2 separate regions of the Mus musculus genome follow, and region 2 is linked to region 1. The links are chromatin loops, found by intact Hi-C in ENCODE. Cell type or tissue: gastrocnemius. All regions are shown on one strand. Each heading gives the region's core, and the rest is flanking DNA. Links, peaks and the distances in the headings are about the cores only. Region 1 holds the start of 1110059E24Rik (RIKEN cDNA 1110059E24 gene). Region 2 holds the start of Gm38486 (a long non-coding RNA gene).

The links. A loop is a pair of places that touch in the nucleus more often than their neighbours do. Peaks named below come from ENCODE experiments on the same cell type or tissue, not always from the same donor. Only the 100,000 strongest peaks of a DNase experiment are listed, where the experiment ranks them.
Region 2: it touches region 1 in a loop (2.0-fold over the local background); 3 of 42 quality-filtered maps call a loop at or near these places.

What each region holds. Positions count from the first base shown.
Region 1 is chr19:21,648,715-21,657,050 of GRCm38, forward strand. 1110059E24Rik (RIKEN cDNA 1110059E24 gene) reads right to left here and starts at 4,077. Exons shown (of 4, transcript NM_025423.2): 1 at 3,893-4,077. The coding sequence starts at 3,994. It overlaps Abhd17b (abhydrolase domain containing 17B), which reads left to right and starts at 4,595. Exons shown (of 4, transcript NM_146096.3): 1 at 4,595-4,879. In gastrocnemius, for the core only: a CTCF peak has its summit at 4,582; DNase peaks (open chromatin) are centred at 3,762, 4,356 and 4,972; H3K4me3 peaks cover 3,901 bases; H3K27ac peaks cover 4,218 bases.
Region 2 is chr19:21,593,230-21,601,565 of GRCm38, forward strand. 1110059E24Rik (RIKEN cDNA 1110059E24 gene) reads right to left here. Exons shown (of 4, transcript NM_025423.2): 3 at 5,526-5,639; 4 at 4,084-5,105. The coding sequence ends at 4,961. It overlaps Gm38486 (a long non-coding RNA gene), which reads right to left and starts at 2,950. Exons shown (of 3, transcript XR_003952926.1): 1 at 2,183-2,950. In gastrocnemius, for the core only: no CTCF peak of the experiment used is centred there; no DNase peak of the experiment used is centred there.

The sequences.
Region 1 (8,336 bases), core at 271-8,270:
ATTCATGGTATTCTCCTGCTTCAGAAACTCCAAAAAGTGCTTACACTTTGCCCCCATCACAAAGTCAGATTCAGTCCACAGTATTTCTAAAGCAACTTGGTCATAAAATGATGCTGGAGACCTAAAAATACACACTTTGAGAAATGTTAACAAAAATAATGCTGATCACAGATATAAAGCAAACGGCAGTTTCTAGAGAATGGCATATGCTCTTCCTATTTCACATTTCACTTAGTACAGTGTCTCACCCATCAGATCTTAATAGAATGTTCCTTAATCTCCAAACTCCAGACTTCTAGTTAAATACTCTTGGACTTTTCTTTCATAGCTCTTGTAAGCACAGGCACTGACACACTTGAAAGACTATTTGATTAATTTCTGTCACGTCACCCTGCAAATTATAAGCTTCAGTCAAAGTAGTGTGTATACATACATGTACACACACACACATATTTATATATACACAGATATACATACACATACACACCATACACACACATATATGTATATGTATTGCTCTTAGCCCAAATCTCTCACCATGTAGCACCATGTCTGATACAAGACACTAAGGGACAGACGTTTCATTATCTACCCCAAGCTAGCCTTAAACTCACTGTGCTCTTGCCTAGCTTCCAGAGTGCTTGGGTAATAGGCATGTACCGCCACTTCCAGCGTCAGCTCTTTTTATACAGTAAGGAACTGTGAAGAACTCAACTGTTTATTAAATGTAAGTGGTTAAATACGCAACGCTATATTTGTATCATACAATGTTTTAAAATGATTAAAAACCTTGACATTAGCTGAGTGTGGTGGCCCAGGTGATCCCAGCTGCTGGGAGGCTGAGGCAGAACTGCCTTGATTACACAATGGGTTCTAGGCCAGGCTAGTATACAGACTACAAATGTACATAAAACTGTTAACAGTGACTACGCCTGAACTGTAGGCTTGAGAAAAGTAATCTTTATGTTCTATAAACTTGTTACAATGCTTTCAAAAACTATGCATTTCTTATAATTAATTGATCTAATTAATTTTCTTAGGGCCTGAGCAACTTTGAATCCACATAGATGACCACATGATTATGCTTGGCTCACACTTGTATTTCTCTCTCCCTTCATGCTTAGTTGGTTTTTGAGACAGGGTCACTCTCCATATCCCTGGCTGCTCTGGAACTCAGTATCTAGGCTACAAACTGATCCACAATCATGCCATTCACTTAATGAAAAGACAAAAATCTACTCAGTCCGTTGTGTCTGATAATGGTCTCTGAAACTCGCCACTCACCCATTTCTCCATGTCCCCCCATACATCACAGTGCCCTCTAGAAAGGCCGAATGGGTCTAGACAAGCCACTTGTATCTCTCTTTTGTTTTGTTTTTCAAGACAGGCTTACTCTGTGTAACCCTGGCTGTCCTGGAACTCACTCTGTAGACTAGAGTGGCCTTGAACTCAGAGAGTTGCCTGCCTATGCCTCCCAAGTGCTAGGATTAAAGGCACGCGCCACCACCTCCTGGCATGTCTCTATTTCTTAAGATTTTTTTTTAAATGATCCTTACAACCATCTTGACTGGAAAGTTAAGAGCAGAGATAGTAGTAACCCAGAATTGTAGAGTAAAAATGACAGAACAAGTATGGGTGGGGTCTCTCTTCTACTACAGCAGTCACATGAACTTCTGGAGAGATGACCAAAGGTATAAAAAAACAGTTCTCCCTGGGTCCAGTTCAGCGAACCAATGAATTACAATTTCTTACCAAAAAATGGGCTATTTCCAGGAACAAGGACAAATGCTGTATGGCTACCCCACTGAAGAAAATGACTGTATCAACATCCATCCATCAACCATAGATAGCTTACGCATACACTTGAGGGGAGATGATGCCTTTTAAGGTCCTACCTACTCCATGACAGACCATTACTAGGCCCAATCTTATGCAGGTGTCTCACAGGTAATCACAGGTGCCAAGGGTTCAACAGGTCACTAACCATGGCATGACCAGATGACAATGTTCCACACCACCAGTTGTGTTTCATTACATACCATCTCCTCTCCAGAAAGGAAGCGAAGACCACAAAGGCAGGCCTCTTTTCAGTAAGCTCAGAAAGTGGCAGGTTACAGAGTTTGGTATGCACCACTTGACTGTTAGGTAGTCCTCCTATCAAGCTGGAAGGTCCTGCGTATGCTAACCCTGTTGGCCATTGGGAAGACTAGAGCAAGCTTCTTTCCTCTTTCCTCAAAAATATATTCAAATGAGAGAAAAGAACCACTTTATTTACATAAGCATCCTAACAAAACATCTATTGTAGCTAGGCATGGTCAGAAGACTGAGGCAGGAGAATTACTCCAAGTATAGCCTAGTCTACATAGTGAGACCCTGTCTCAAAAGATTAAAACCAGGTAGAGGTGAAGTGGGGAGAGGGGAACGTTCTCTAACTCTCCATTTTTATCTGTCCAGTCTTAAATTTAAAAACTGTCTTTAGAATAGAGAGCTGAGACAACCTGGGGCCCCAGTTTCCTTCCTCTGGGGAAAGGTCTAATTAGTGTATCTCACAATTATATTTAAGTATGGTCTAGTCTTACTTTCAAGGCTCTCCACAGATTTTAAGATGGCTACAGAGCAGTGGGAGGAAATTATACTTTACTATTCCCACTGCTGTTCGGGCCAAATTGTGGATTAATCCATTTTCTTTACCAACTTCTCTCCATAATATTTTTCTAAAATACAGGAAAAGCAGGTTTATGGACGAGTGTCTGCTAATGTGGTCTGAGGGCCCTGCTTAAACTATTTTTTTTTATTCTTCACTGAACTGCCTTTCCCTTTAGCAACTTCTATTGAAATTTGTAATTACAGATCCATCTGCTGACTGACTGTCCATATTACTCAGACAATTACAAGCTCCGTAAAGGCAGAATCAATAGTTTTGAACACTGTCTACCAGGGGTCTAGAACCCTGCACGTGAAAGGTATTTATTAAATATCTGAGAAACAATGAAAGAGAAAGACAGAGTACAAGTTACTATGGATTGCCTTTTTAATGTTTTAAACGTAATCACCTGCTGACCACCTGTTATGTCCCAGACTAGTTACTCTTCTGTTAGCTTCCGAATAATCCTATCAGATTTCTTATCTGAGGCTAAAGGTCACAGAAATTACTAAATTACTTCAAGGAACAAACTTAGGAAATTTGAGCTCTTGTTTCTGTAAATATTAACTTTATCTGATGTAAGCTGGCCTCCAGGACGACTAAAGGCCTTTATCCGCTCCCCATTCAGTTATGGGGAAGGGGATCGCTATTCACAGAATCACTAGTCATACATATCTCAAGTAACAAACAGTCTGAGTTTTCTTCCACTTTACACAGGTCCTGCTAAGTTAATTGTATAGACAGCAAGCAACCATTTTTACACAAGCCAAAACGTTTGCTCCAACACAAAACTGAAATAACATCTTGTTGATAAGGACAGTGACGCTAAGATCGTACTCCCTACAAACTTATGGGTTTGGGAGTTCTCGGAAAAACAGTCGCTGCAAAGAGACACTCGGACGAGTGCCTTCATTTCATTTTCTTATTGCGGGGGCGTGATCCAGGTGGGAGCATCCAAGGCGTCAATCGCCCCATCGGTACCTTAGGTTGGATGAATTTAAGCTGCCCTATCCAGTCTCGGCGCCACTACTGAGATGTGCTGACCATCAGATAGATTCACGGAACAGAGCCAAGCCAAAGAAAGGGCGTGGGAAGAATATTTGAGACACGATTGCACTGCAGCCAAGACTAACTGGGCTGCAGTCCACGCTCGCCAACTCCTCTCCTTTCCTCTCTCTGTCCCCTTTCCTCTCTCTGTCACTTTTTTTTCCCCTGGGATGGCAGTCAGAACAACAGGCAAGGGCCTACCTTGGTCTGAACACTCTTATCAAACTTGTCATTTTTGAAGGTGAACGTATTCTGGTGCTTCTGAGGCCGGGACCGAGTCACGTTGCCTTTCTGGGAACTCATCACCAAAATCTCAAGCACTGTAAATCGGTGCAGCCTTTAAGTTACAGGAAAGAGTAAAGACGTTCCCGCCCCAGATTGAGACTAAGGACAGTGACCCGGAAGAAGTTCTTCTACTCTTTCCGTCCCAGCCCCAGGTCGGCCCACGTGACTCATTAGGGAGGTCACGCTCGGCTCTGCCTTGCCGCACATCCTCGACTACCGGCTTCACGGAAAGCCTTCCTCGGACCCAAGGTGCAAGTCCGGCTTTCTTCGAATCTAGAACTCCCCCATTGGCTCGAACGCGGCTGTCCATCACGGCGGAGGGACGGAGATTCCCCGTTCCTATTGGCTCTTCTTTTCCGCAATCCCCGCCTCCTGCCGAACGCTCCCAACCTGTCTCCCGGCTCCGTAGCGTAGCGACTCCGCTGCGCAGTTTGTGATTGGTGGAAGGTGGGCGAGGCCGGTGCCCTGATCGCCTGCAGCCCGGAGCCCGGGTCAGCTTCGGCGCCCTCCTCCAGTCACTGAGCAGCTCGAACCGGGCCGCTCGCCCCCCCGCCCCCCGCCGCCCTCCCAGCTCCCGCCCGCCGCGGCCGCGCGCTCCGCCGCCTGGCGGCCTTCGGAGGTGCCAAGGAAGGCGGGCTGCGGAGAAGGCAGCACCGGCCCTGCGCTGCGGACGGCGACCACGGCCGCGCGGGACCTCGGGCCGGAGAGCCCCGGCGGCGGCCGCCCCTCGCGGCGGAGCCGTTAGTCAGCAGAACGCGAACGCGCGTGGAGGGGCCCCACGAAGCGCGCCCGGGCACCGCAGCTCTCTTTCGCGTCCTCGCCGGGCCGGGCCGCGGGCGCAGAGTCGGCGGGCGGCGCCCCGCGGAGGACAGCGCGTTGGCGGCCGCGGCCGCCCAGCTGCAGGTGCGTGGGGCTGGGCTGCTGGGCCGTCGGGGGGTCGCCGCTCTGAGCTGGGGACCAGGCCGGGTGGCTTCGGAGCGGAGCTACCGAGCGGAGAGCCGTGCGTCCCGGGCCTCCTCGCCCGCAGGGAGGACCGCAAGATGGGGTCGGGCCGCCGCTCCCCTCCCTGGATCTGGGCCACTTCGGGCCCTCGCTCTCGGCTCGGTGTCCGGGTCCCGCCAGCCTCGATTTTAGATGGAGTCCGCCCGGAGCTTGAGCTGGGTATCCCGCTCCGCTTGTCGCGGGAGCTGCTTTCCATGGCTTGAACTTGTATCATCTCTGATTGAGAACTCAAGGAGGGAGAGGTTGGATTTGAATTGAAAGTTGGAGAGTTCTGTTTGAAATTGTATTTAATATTAAACCAGGAAAGTTGTGTCAAATTATAGTGTGTGGAGGACGTTCGGAGAGTTTAACCTCCCTCCGCTTCTGTTGAAAGAAAGAAAGAAAGAAAGAAAGAAAGAAAGAAAGAAAGAAAGAAAGAAAGAAAGAAAGAAAGAGAGAGAGAGAAAGAAGAAAACGTTCAGAGCCTTAATCTTGGTGATTTTTCTGTCAAAAGCAGGATATTTAGTTTCATCAGTGCTGCTCTGATTTAAGGCAATGTGAAGCAGATTTGGTAAGGATTAGAATAACGGGGCCCCGCGGAAAGGGTGACCTTTAATTTTTTTCTGATAGTTTATGAAAGGTATTCCATTCCTTGTGCAGTATATACTGCTTGATCCCTAGGATTTACATTTTTCAAACCTTCAGCGTATAAAGAGAATTTTGGACATCTTGGGGCAGTACCTAAAACTACTAAGTCTTGAGTAGAATTAATTAGGTGCGGTTTGTGATTGACATATTTGTTTACATTAACGGGGATTTTCAATCAACACTTATTTTAGAGAATGTGTGTCCATATACTTGGCGCATGGATTCAGTTGGGTAATAAATCTACTCGTAGCCAATGCAGTATTTTGAATATCACCATTGTTATCGGTGCCGGTGTCTTACCAATGGAAAACGGAGAAGGCGAAGGTGTTGGAAGTTGAAAATGGATACAATATCTGCTATGCCTTCGTTACTGTTTCAGATCTTGGAGGAAATTAGTAGCGCCTTCACCGTATTTTGACCTCTCTCTCTTCTCCTACTCTAGTATTAATAAGGTTAATTGGCAAGGATAGGATTAGATTTTCAGTAGGCTAGGAAGCTTTAAATTTGTCCCTTGGTGTACAATACACTGGTTAATAAGTGGTTTGTTTACTTGAGTACCATCGCTCATTTTGCATTGTGATAAAACGACAGCTGAAAAAGCAGGCTCTTGCCCACCCCAACGCATAGACTTACCGTAAAGTACTGGGACAAGATAATGTTTTAGTAGCTTAATAAACTCAGTAGTCCACAGTCTATCACTGAATTGATCTACAACCCCAGGCATGCGGTTCTTGGCTGAATCCGTGTCCACATTCATAATCCAGAACTATTAAAATGTGCCACTTGTTGCTCTTGCAGAGGACCTCTGTTCCCTTCGTAGGACCCACATGGTGGTTCATAACCATTGCTAACTCCTGTTCCAGGGCACCTGACACCCTCATTCATCTGATCTCCATGGACACCAGGTCTGGTGCATATAATATGCATGGAGACAAAACATTCATACATATAAAACAAAATCTAAATCTCTCATTTAAAATTGTCCCACCGGCTGAGTTTTTAGAGGTGCTTATTAATTGATAAACGTGTTTGCGTGTGTCAGTATTGGTGTGTAGCAGTGTCCACAAGGAAATTTAGGTTTCCTGACTTTGTTGGTTTATTTCACTGCCACTCTAAAGTGATTTCTCTTGTAAGTCTCAAAATAATGTCTCCCTTTCCTACCCTGTTAGGAATCCTTCACTACTTGGCCTTGTCTACCCCAGCCTTGTGTGTGTGTGTGGGGGGGGGGGGGGGTTGGCTTTCTGGCTTTTACATATTAAGTAAATAAAAACAAGAGAAATTAATTACTTAAATAGCCTTAAGTTAGACAGTAAGAACTGAGACTTGAACCCACATCTTTTGACTTGTCTTCAATTCTTGGTGTTGAAGTAGTCTTCTGTGCCTTGTCTATACTCAGTTTTGCTTTAGTCCCTGTAAAATGGCAGTGTAGCTGTTTAATTTTGGTGACATAAAATTTCATGAGGATTCATGTACCTTTCACCTAGTGAAAGAAATACAACTGCAAATCAAAAGGATATTTTCCCTATGTCTTGTAAATTCTCCCACATGCTACTCTCTTTCTCCCACACCAACTGTTAACCTTAAATTGCCAGACTCCTTGCTGTCAGTGTTCGTATAAGCAGCATCTAGATACCTGAACACGTGTGTGCATGTTTGTGTGTGTGCACGCGTGCGCGTGTATTTTTGATGGTCTTACATTTATTTGAGCACGATGTATGAATCTTTCTGTAGCTTGTTTTCTCAGTCTGGCCAAGATTCATCCATATTCTTCCTGTATTTCTGTTTTGTTTTTTACTGCCCTGTCTACATACAAATGTTCTATGACCAACTCTGCAACAACAGTCTCAAAATTACCTTGCTTAATGGTGTCCTTGGAGTCTTCCTGTAAGTATATTCTGGCATTTGCATAAGACTATTGTCTGACAATAGGGTTCTGAAAATGTCTCACTGTCTTGGTTTTTTAAGACAGGGAGAGACCCTCGGTAGCCCAAGCTGACCTTAAACTTGAGGTTCTCAACCTCACTACCAACATGTCTTCTCATAGTTAAATGTGTATGCAAAATATCACCAGTTGTTGGTTCTTGATCCTATATTCTCCTCTCTAATTTTTTTTTTTTTTTTTTTTGGTTTTTCGAGACAGGGTTTCTCTGTGTAGCTCTGGCTGTCCAGGAACTCACACTCACTCTGTAGACCAGGCTGTCCTCGAACTCAGAAATCCACCTGCCTCTGCCTCCCAAGTGCTGGGATTAAAGGCGTGCGCCACCACATCTGGCCTTATATCCTCCTTTTATAAAACACTTGAACAGGGTTTTTTTAGTGCTTTAGTAAAAACCAAAATTATTTCGCAGCTCAGTACTTGAGCTGCTACACTCAGACTTTGCTCCTGTGTGATGCTATGTATCGATAGCACCAGAAGCAGCTGGTAGTTTGTTAGGCCTGCGGTGCCTCGGGCCCTACCCTACAAGGTTAACGGCACTGCAGGATTTGTGTCCACACTTAATTCTCAGTATTGCTAGAGTCAGGAGCTCTGCACCAGTGGGTGCATCATTGTCAGCACAGTTGCCACCACTGTCCATTCCGATTGTCCTACTGAATTGCTTTCAGACACCAAAAAGAGCACTGTGACAGACAAATGACTTTCTAAAATAACAAACTTACTCCTTAAAGTTTGCGCAAGACAGCATGCACTCTTCCTTTTTCACACTAGATAAATAATTTAATGTCATCATCT
Region 2 (8,336 bases), core at 242-8,241, 56 kb before region 1:
AGGTTTCTCTGTGTAGCCCTAGCTGCTCTGGAACTCACTCTGTAGAGCAGGCTGGCCTCGAACTCGCCGACATCCACTTGCCTCTGCCTCTTGAATGCTGGGATTGAACATGTGGGTCAGCACTGGCAGGCTGGCTTTTTTGGCTTCTTAAGAGTCCATTCTGTTAAGAACTCACTCAATTCCCTGCAAGGTGGTTCCTTTGTGACTAGATTAGCTTATACTAAGTAAGCCCTCTTCTAAAGAGGGCCTGCCTCTTCAAACCCACAATACTAGGGCCAATGCTTCCAGCATGGATTCCTGGATGTTCATGATATACCTTAATCACCCCAGATAGCAGTCAACTATGATTACTACATGAGAGGTAACAGAAAAACCTGTATAAAATAGGCATGATGGGAATTTATATAGTTATAATCTCAAAGATCAAGCTGGTATTTCTAGAATTATAAATTCACTGTCTGAGATTTACGACTTGTGAAAGGTTTAAAAGTTACATTAAAGACATTAATTTACCACTCTCTACAAGACTCCCAGATGCAAAGAAAGGCAACGAGGAAACTTGCTGAAGTATAGAGGATATAGTCTGATAGATCTCCCAGAATCGGCACATCCCAGAGTCCCGAAAAAGGAATAGAAACACTAATTGCAAAGATATTTGATGGCAGTTCTCTGAGTCTGATAGTAAAGATACCAACAGATTTCAGGGGCTCAGAAAATATTACATAGGCTGGGCAGTGGTGGTGCATGCCTTTAATCCCAGTACTTGGGAGGCAGAGGCAGGCGGATCTCTGAGTTCGAGGCCAAGCTGGTCTACAGAGTGAGTTCCAGGACAGCCAGGGCTACACAGAGAAACCCTGTCTGGAAAAACAAAACAAAACAAACAAACAAAAAACAAAAAAAAAGAAAACATTGGTAAAATCAGTCAAAGGTCTAAACAAAACAGTAAAAGATAAAAATGGTTTTGTTTTATGAGACAGGGGTCTTATGTAGCCCAGAGTGGCCTCAGACTCAGGGTATAGCAGAGGCTGACTCCAGCCCCTCCTGCCTCTACTTCTTTAGCACTGTTACTACAGGAGTGTGCCACTCTACTCAGAGTAGCCTGTGGTCACACGCTGGTTTCATCTCTTAAGGGCTCTAAGGTAACCAGATCTCTCCTCGAAGCATCCTGAACAGACCAACAGCCTTCCTTTCAAGGCTTCCCAGTGGGTTTTCCCTGCCTGGGACATTCTTCTCATGTCTCTTGCCCCTCTTTGCACAAATGAGTCTTTGATTCTCTCTCTCTCTCTCCCTCCCTCCCTCTCTCTCCCCTTTCTTAAATAATTTATGTTTATTTCATGTGCATTCTTCTACCTGCATGTCTATCTGTATGAAGTTCTTGGGTCTCCTGAAACTGGAGTTACAGGCAGCTATGAGCTGCCATATGGGTGCTGGGAATTGAACTTGAACTTGGGTCCTCCAGAAGAGCAGAGTTAGATGGCTCTTAACCCTGAGCCATCTCTCTAGCCCACCAGATGGGCTCTTCAAGGGGTCACTTTAAAAAAATCACTTCTCACTCCTCATCTATTTGAGCACCACACCTCTAGCTCACTGGGCTCCCATTCCTGATCCTCTGACTCCTTAACACTTTGCCCCACAGCAGAGCACACTGCTTACTGGCTCCATTCATTAACAGATCATCACTACAAGGGCAATCTTAGTTAAATGTGTTAATGTATGCAAATGCCTAGGATCTATGAGTACAACTGCTACCATGTGATTAGTAGCAATTTAATCTATGAGGATTCTTTCATGAAGGCAAGCATTCAAATTCACAAGGCTTCACTGCCAATCAATCGTATTTAATATATGAATTTATTCTTGCTACCATAGATGTAAGTGCAATAGAACGGGTGTCACAAAATTGTTTTGGTGTCAGCCGGAATGCTTCTGGCTGCAAATAACTGGATTTCTGGTTGGCAGTAGCTTGTGAAAAGATATTTATGGGCTGGAGAGATGGCTCAGTGGTTAAGAGCACTGACGGGTCTTCTGAAGGTCCTGAGTTCAAATCCCAGCAACCACATGGTGGTTCACAACCATCCGTAATGAGATCTGATGCCCTCTTCTGGTGTGTCTGAAGACAGCTACAGTGTACTTAAATGTAATAATAAATAAATCTTTTAAAAAAGAAAAGATATTTATTTACCTCAAAGGAACTGGGAGGTTGTGAGCCCAAGATTCTCAAGGTTAGCAGCTCAACACCATGGAACTGGGACACCGTCTCTGCAGCTCAATGCATTTCCTCACAATGGCTACAGGTTCAAGTCCTGTCTTCTCACATCACACCTAGGCAGGAAGAGCCAAACTGTTTTCGGTTTCTTGATACTTCTTTCCCAGATTCCCCTCACATGGCTATCTACCTCTAGCTGCAAGAGAGTCTGCAAAGAAGGAAATTCGACTAACAGGTCTGTATCTGGTCAGCATGGAAATGGACGATCCGGATCAGCTAAGAACCCAGAGAGAAACAAAGCAAACAAACAAACAACCCAGGTGTGTAAGCCAGGGGAAGGAAATGCATCACAATGTTCCAGGAAAAGGGATTCCTTAAAAGGGTCTCTGAAGTGTATGATTATAGTTGGAACTTCTGTAATAACCCTGATGTATTCAGCTGCAATGGTTCTGATATTATCTGCTGAATATCAAGGCAGGGCAACTTTCACTATATACTGAGTCATACAATAAGATGCAACATGTTTCATTTCATTTCCATATACTGAACTCCAAGAAAGAATAATCCTGTGCTTTTCCAGTGTAATGTGACTAGCCTGGAGTTCACTATGTAGACCAGGCTAGCCGCAAACCTGAGATCCGCCTGGCTCTGCCTCCCAAAGACAACTATTACAGCATGTGTCACTATGCCTGACTTTAGAAAGAATAATTCTTTTTGTTGTTGTTGTTCTTTTTGGTTTTGGTTTTTCGAGACAAGGTTTGTCTGTGTAGCCCTGGATGCCCTGGAACTCACTCTGTAGACCAGGCTGGCCTCGAACTCAGAAATCCGCCTGCCTCTGCCTCCCGAGTGCTAGAATTAAAGGCGTGTGCCACCATGCCCGGCTCAAGGCAATTCTTATAAAGGACATTTAACTGGAGCTGGCTTACAGGGTCAGAGGTTCAGTCTATTATTGTCAAGGCAATAACATGATAGTGTCCAGGCAGGCATGGTGCAGGCAGAGCTGAGAGTTCTATATCTTCATCTCAAGGCTACTAGTGGAAGCTAGGGTGAGGGTCTTATGCCCACACCCACAGTGACACACCCACTCCAACAAGGCCACACCTCTAATAGTGCCACTCCCTGGGCCAAGCATATACAAACCATGACACTCCCTTTATGTAGGAAGGGCATGCACTAAGCACCTTGTGCAGTGGGTACTCTTTTTACATGACCAGATTACGATACTACTCAGGGCAGGGCACCTCACCAAGAGAGAAAAGAAAAAAAGCCGTTTTACTGTAGTGGTTCGAATGAGAACACAGACATCAGGTATTTGAACCCCTGGTACCCAGTTGGTGGCAATGGTTGGGGAATCTGGACGGTGTGTTTGTTGGAGGAAGTATGTAGCTGGAGGCTGGCTATGGGAGTTTAAAGGATGGCCCTACTTCCAGGTCACTTCCAGCTTCCTGTTCCAGCTGTCGTGCCTGCATGCTGCCATGCCTCACCACCAGGATGGACTCTGACCCCCGGAAGGAGTTAGAAACCCAAATACTCTAAGCTGCTTTGGCCATGGGATTTTACACTCTGGAAACTTGAGATGCAACCATGAGTACGTATGGCTAATGCCAAGGCAGTTACCTGCTTGCTCTCCCACGTGGAGCTCATGTCCATACATGAGTTGGTGCATACTTGTGTGCTCAAAGCCCACACTCGTACTCTTACGAGAGAGATGTCTTACTTTCCTCTGAGCCCCCCTCTCTTAAGTTTAGGCTTTGAGTTTAAGCCTAAACTAAAATATCTTCAATAAAATCTCTACTTCTGGTTCATTTTACATAGGTATTGTGTGGATCAGGAAAATCAGTCTCCAAGTTTTTATAACAACAACAAGACACACAAGTGCAAAACCACAGCTTCCCATTTATTTCAATGGCTCAGCAAATATACACACACATATGTACATGCACATGTGTGTAATATATACATTTGTAGAGATTAAGACACACAGAAAACACAGTAAAACATTGAAATTATGACTCTAGCTAGAGTGTGGAAAAGCCCATCATATCACCTGGCCACTATTCTGTGGCTCTAGGGTTTTAAACCCAAGGACACAGACTTCAATAATCACGTGACACTAACTTACACTGTTTACAGGTGAAAACACTGGCAATAAAGTGATAATTCCGGAGGATGGAATTCTGGGAAGGATAACCTTTCGAGGGAGAACTTCACAGGAGCTTCTGATACTGTAAGTATCTCCACTCCAGTATGAAGGTTGGGTTTTCCTTTCTAGACAGTAACTATACAGTCTACACATTTTTCTAAGTGTATATTTCCAAACTAGGAGAAGGTTAAAAAAATGGAATGAAGCATATAAAAACATTTTTGAAGGAAAATCATTACACATGATTGTACGTGTGTGTAGTGTGTATAAAAATAAGCTGTTTTGCTTTGTGCGATGTAAGGGGGCTCTTGCTAATGAGTCACATACCCGAGGTCAGGTTACAGACATGTACGCTGAGCTAGTCATCTTAGTTTTCCATGGATAGTGCTGATGCAGTCACCAACTCTCAACACTGAATAATTTGACATAATGTTTTTCTAAACAATTTCTATAGGTTTTATACAACATGCCATGGTGTGCCCACACATATTCTGTATATACAGCTTAAGTGTTACTGTGAAAACCTTTAAGATTCTGTTACTCAAATGTTATAAATAACCAATGTTGCTCATGAGCCTCTTCTGACTCCCTCTGCAATTGACTTGGTGTTGTCAGGCCTGAGTGTCTCCATCCTCGCCATCCGAGTCAGACTCAGCGTCTAAGTCCTCATCACTGTCTTCCTTCCGTCCGCAGCGTCTTCTATGGCCAGAACCTTCATTTTCAGTGTTTTCTGGAGCGTCTGGTTCTTTATTAAACCTAAATGGAAGAAAAGGAAGACAAGGTGAAAACGAATTCCCAGGCTTCCTTTATCTAAAAGCGATAAAGCCTTTACAAGTCTACTATTGGAGTCTCCAGAGAGAACAGAGCTCTCCTACGGACTAGCTTAAACCTGGAGTCAGCAGATTCTAACTGCTGTCAGAAGAATGGGCCCAAGGAGTCAGGAAAGAAGCCCTTCAGGGAGGATTGCTGTGAAGTGGGTGATGAATATGAAGCTCGAGGCCAGAGCTGATGTTCTTCAATATTTGTCATTTTATAGTATTATAGAAAATTTAATAAAATTGTGACCCTTCTCCTGCTATGTAGAAAAGTGCTTATATTGAACTGTCAGTGCTGTCTAAGAGAAAGCTCATGGATTAACTACAAGACACAAATTCCAGTGTAAAAGGCAGTACTCACGGAATAACGATCTCTTCTTTCTTTCCACATTTGGCACAAACTTCAAGTTCACAGGCACATGGTCTACACATTATGTGGTAAGAGTCCTTTACTGTCTTTTGTAAACATTTAACACTGAAAGAGGAGGGGGAAATTAGATTCTGATTTTTACTGCTTAAGCTTTAGTTAATAATAAAGTACTCTCATTTCTTAGAAGCCCTTTAAGCAATGCCATTCCAAAGGCCTTCGAAGTACTGTACGTCCTGTACTGTTCAAACATCACACAGCACTAGCACGACTCACTATTTCCCAGTGCCTCTCTCTCTGACAATCTTGTGTTTAACTTTGCAGACTTTCTTCCTAATTCAGCTTTTTTTTTTCCCCTGTAAAGAATCCAAGCTTCATCTCGGTGTAAATGAGGAAGAGAAGTCCTGAGACTGCAGAGGGAGGCAGTGTGGGGCTGGGACTGGGACTTTTCCCCAGTGCTGCTGGTATAAAAGCTTCACGCTCAGCACACTTGGGGAAAGCACAGTGGCCTGCACCTTTATCTTAGCCCTTTCCAGCCACGGGCAGCTGGATCTCTGAGTTCAAGGCCAGCCTGGCCTATAAAGTGACTTCCAGGACAGCCAGGGTTACACAGAGAAACCCCGTCTCAACCCTATACATGCCTCCCCTCCCCCCGAGAAAGAGAAGAGAGAGGGGGTAGGAAGGGGGGAGAGGGAGAGGGCGATATGCCCATCTGCAAACTCTCCTTAAGAGCACATTGGTGCCCTGCTCCATCACTCTCTTCCTCTCCTCCCCTTTCTGACAGGGTCTCTCACTGAACCTGGAGCTAGGCTGGCAGCCAGTAATGATCCTCCTCCTGTCTCTACTCCCACAGAACTGGAGTTAAAGGAACCTATGGGGCAAGTAACCATTTTCTCTAATGTGAAAGCTACGATCAGAGCTGAGGCGCTTGATAGGTCAAATGAGCCAATTCACGCCACATTAGAGTATATTAAAGGCAGGTTTAGCAAGGCCCCAAGGCCCCAGGGGAGATGCCATGGGGAGAGAGGAGGGGAGAAAAAGAGAGAATGGACACTCACAGAGAGTGAAGAGAAGAAGAAAAGAGAGGGGCAGAGGGAGAGAGGGAAAGAGGGAGAGGGAGGAGGGGAGAGAGAAAGAGAGAGAGAGAGAGAGAGAGAGAGAGAGAGAGAGAGAGAGAGAGAGAGATAGATAGATATGTCTGGATTATATAGGAAGGAGTCTCCCGGGAAAGGGCTGCCCAGTCCCTGGGTTGGAAAGTTCAAGGTTGGGGCAGGGTATGCCAGGTAGGGACTGAGGGATGCTGGGAGAACCTGGAGGCCAGGTCTGTTTTGATATATGAAATATGTACCTCAGTCCCTTGCCCTGGGGTTGGAAACAAACAGCGTTGCACTTGCACATCAAGTGCTCTTGGCCACCAAGTCATCTGTCCAGCAGCCCCTGCAGCCCACACATCTCTACATACATATCCTTAACTTACCACCCAATGACCTCACCAGGACAGCTTTACTCAAGAAAAATGAACACTATGCCCATACAAAACACTGAATATTAACAATGGCTCAACTTTAAAGTTGTAAAATGAAGCACCCCCGAGATGTTTTCAGCTGGTCAGTGCATAAAACCCAGCTGCACCCCTTCAGTGGACGCCTCCTCAGCAAGAGGTCACACAATGTGGAATCCCTACATCTGGCATTCGGGAAATGCCATGGACAGGGAAGGAAAGCAGACCAGTGTTTGCCAGCAGTGGGCATAAGGTAGGCCTGATCCTAAGTTGACAAGCAATTCTTGGGTAATTACAATTTCTTATCTTCCATGAGCCGCTGATCTAACAACTTCAGCTAAACCTCAGGCTATACTGCAGCTGTTCACTGCAAGGCTGAGCTTTATTGTTGGTATCAGGACCTCCGAAACCCGTGACATCACATAGGCAGGACCCGCAGACCTGTTGTCAAGGCAACAGCCACTATATTCCCAGAATCCACTTGGCTCACCTCCCACCTTTACCTGTGTTCCACCATCACCCATATATAAAGAAAGGCCCTCTGGTCTCCCTTTCTCTCTTCGCCACCACCTTGCGCGACCTCCCCCCCTCCCCAATAAACCTCTTACACATGGAACTGCTTTGGCCGGGTGTGCTATGTTGGATGCAAGCCACTATTCGAACACATCATTTATTGTACGAAATTATACAAAGGGCCTCAACTGTGGGAAATTAGATTGTAAGCAAAACTTAAGATAATAAAAGCCTTTGACATAGAGCTAAATGAAAAGCTATTAAAACTGTGGTAAACTTGGATTACATTATTCTAAAAGGCTTTACTAAATTATTCTATACTTTAAGACTATATCATTAGGACCACGAGGAATAAGTCCCAATCTATAACATTTTCTTTTTTTTTCTTTTAAGTTTGAGGTCATTTAATTTTTAACTTTAATTTCTTTTTTTTTTTTTTTTTTTTTACATTTTAAATGTTATCCCCTTTCCCAGTCATCCTCCCTGCCAAACCCCCTATCCCATGCCCACTCCCATTAAAGTCTCTCAACTTTAACTTCTTAATGTCCTAAAATAGTTTAGGTCATCTGAGAATTCAAGCAACTAACAAGCATGTTTTCTTTTTGATAAATATTTGTCTCACGCTGAAGACCTCTGGAATCAGTAGATCTTTACTAAATTGCCAATGCAGGGTTAACACTGTATCCGAGGGCGCTATCAGTGTTAAGATCTATATGTAAATCTTGAAAATGGCTCAATTGTTTACAGTCTCAATCCATCTGCTCCAACAAAGGTGACTCTTAAGAATTACA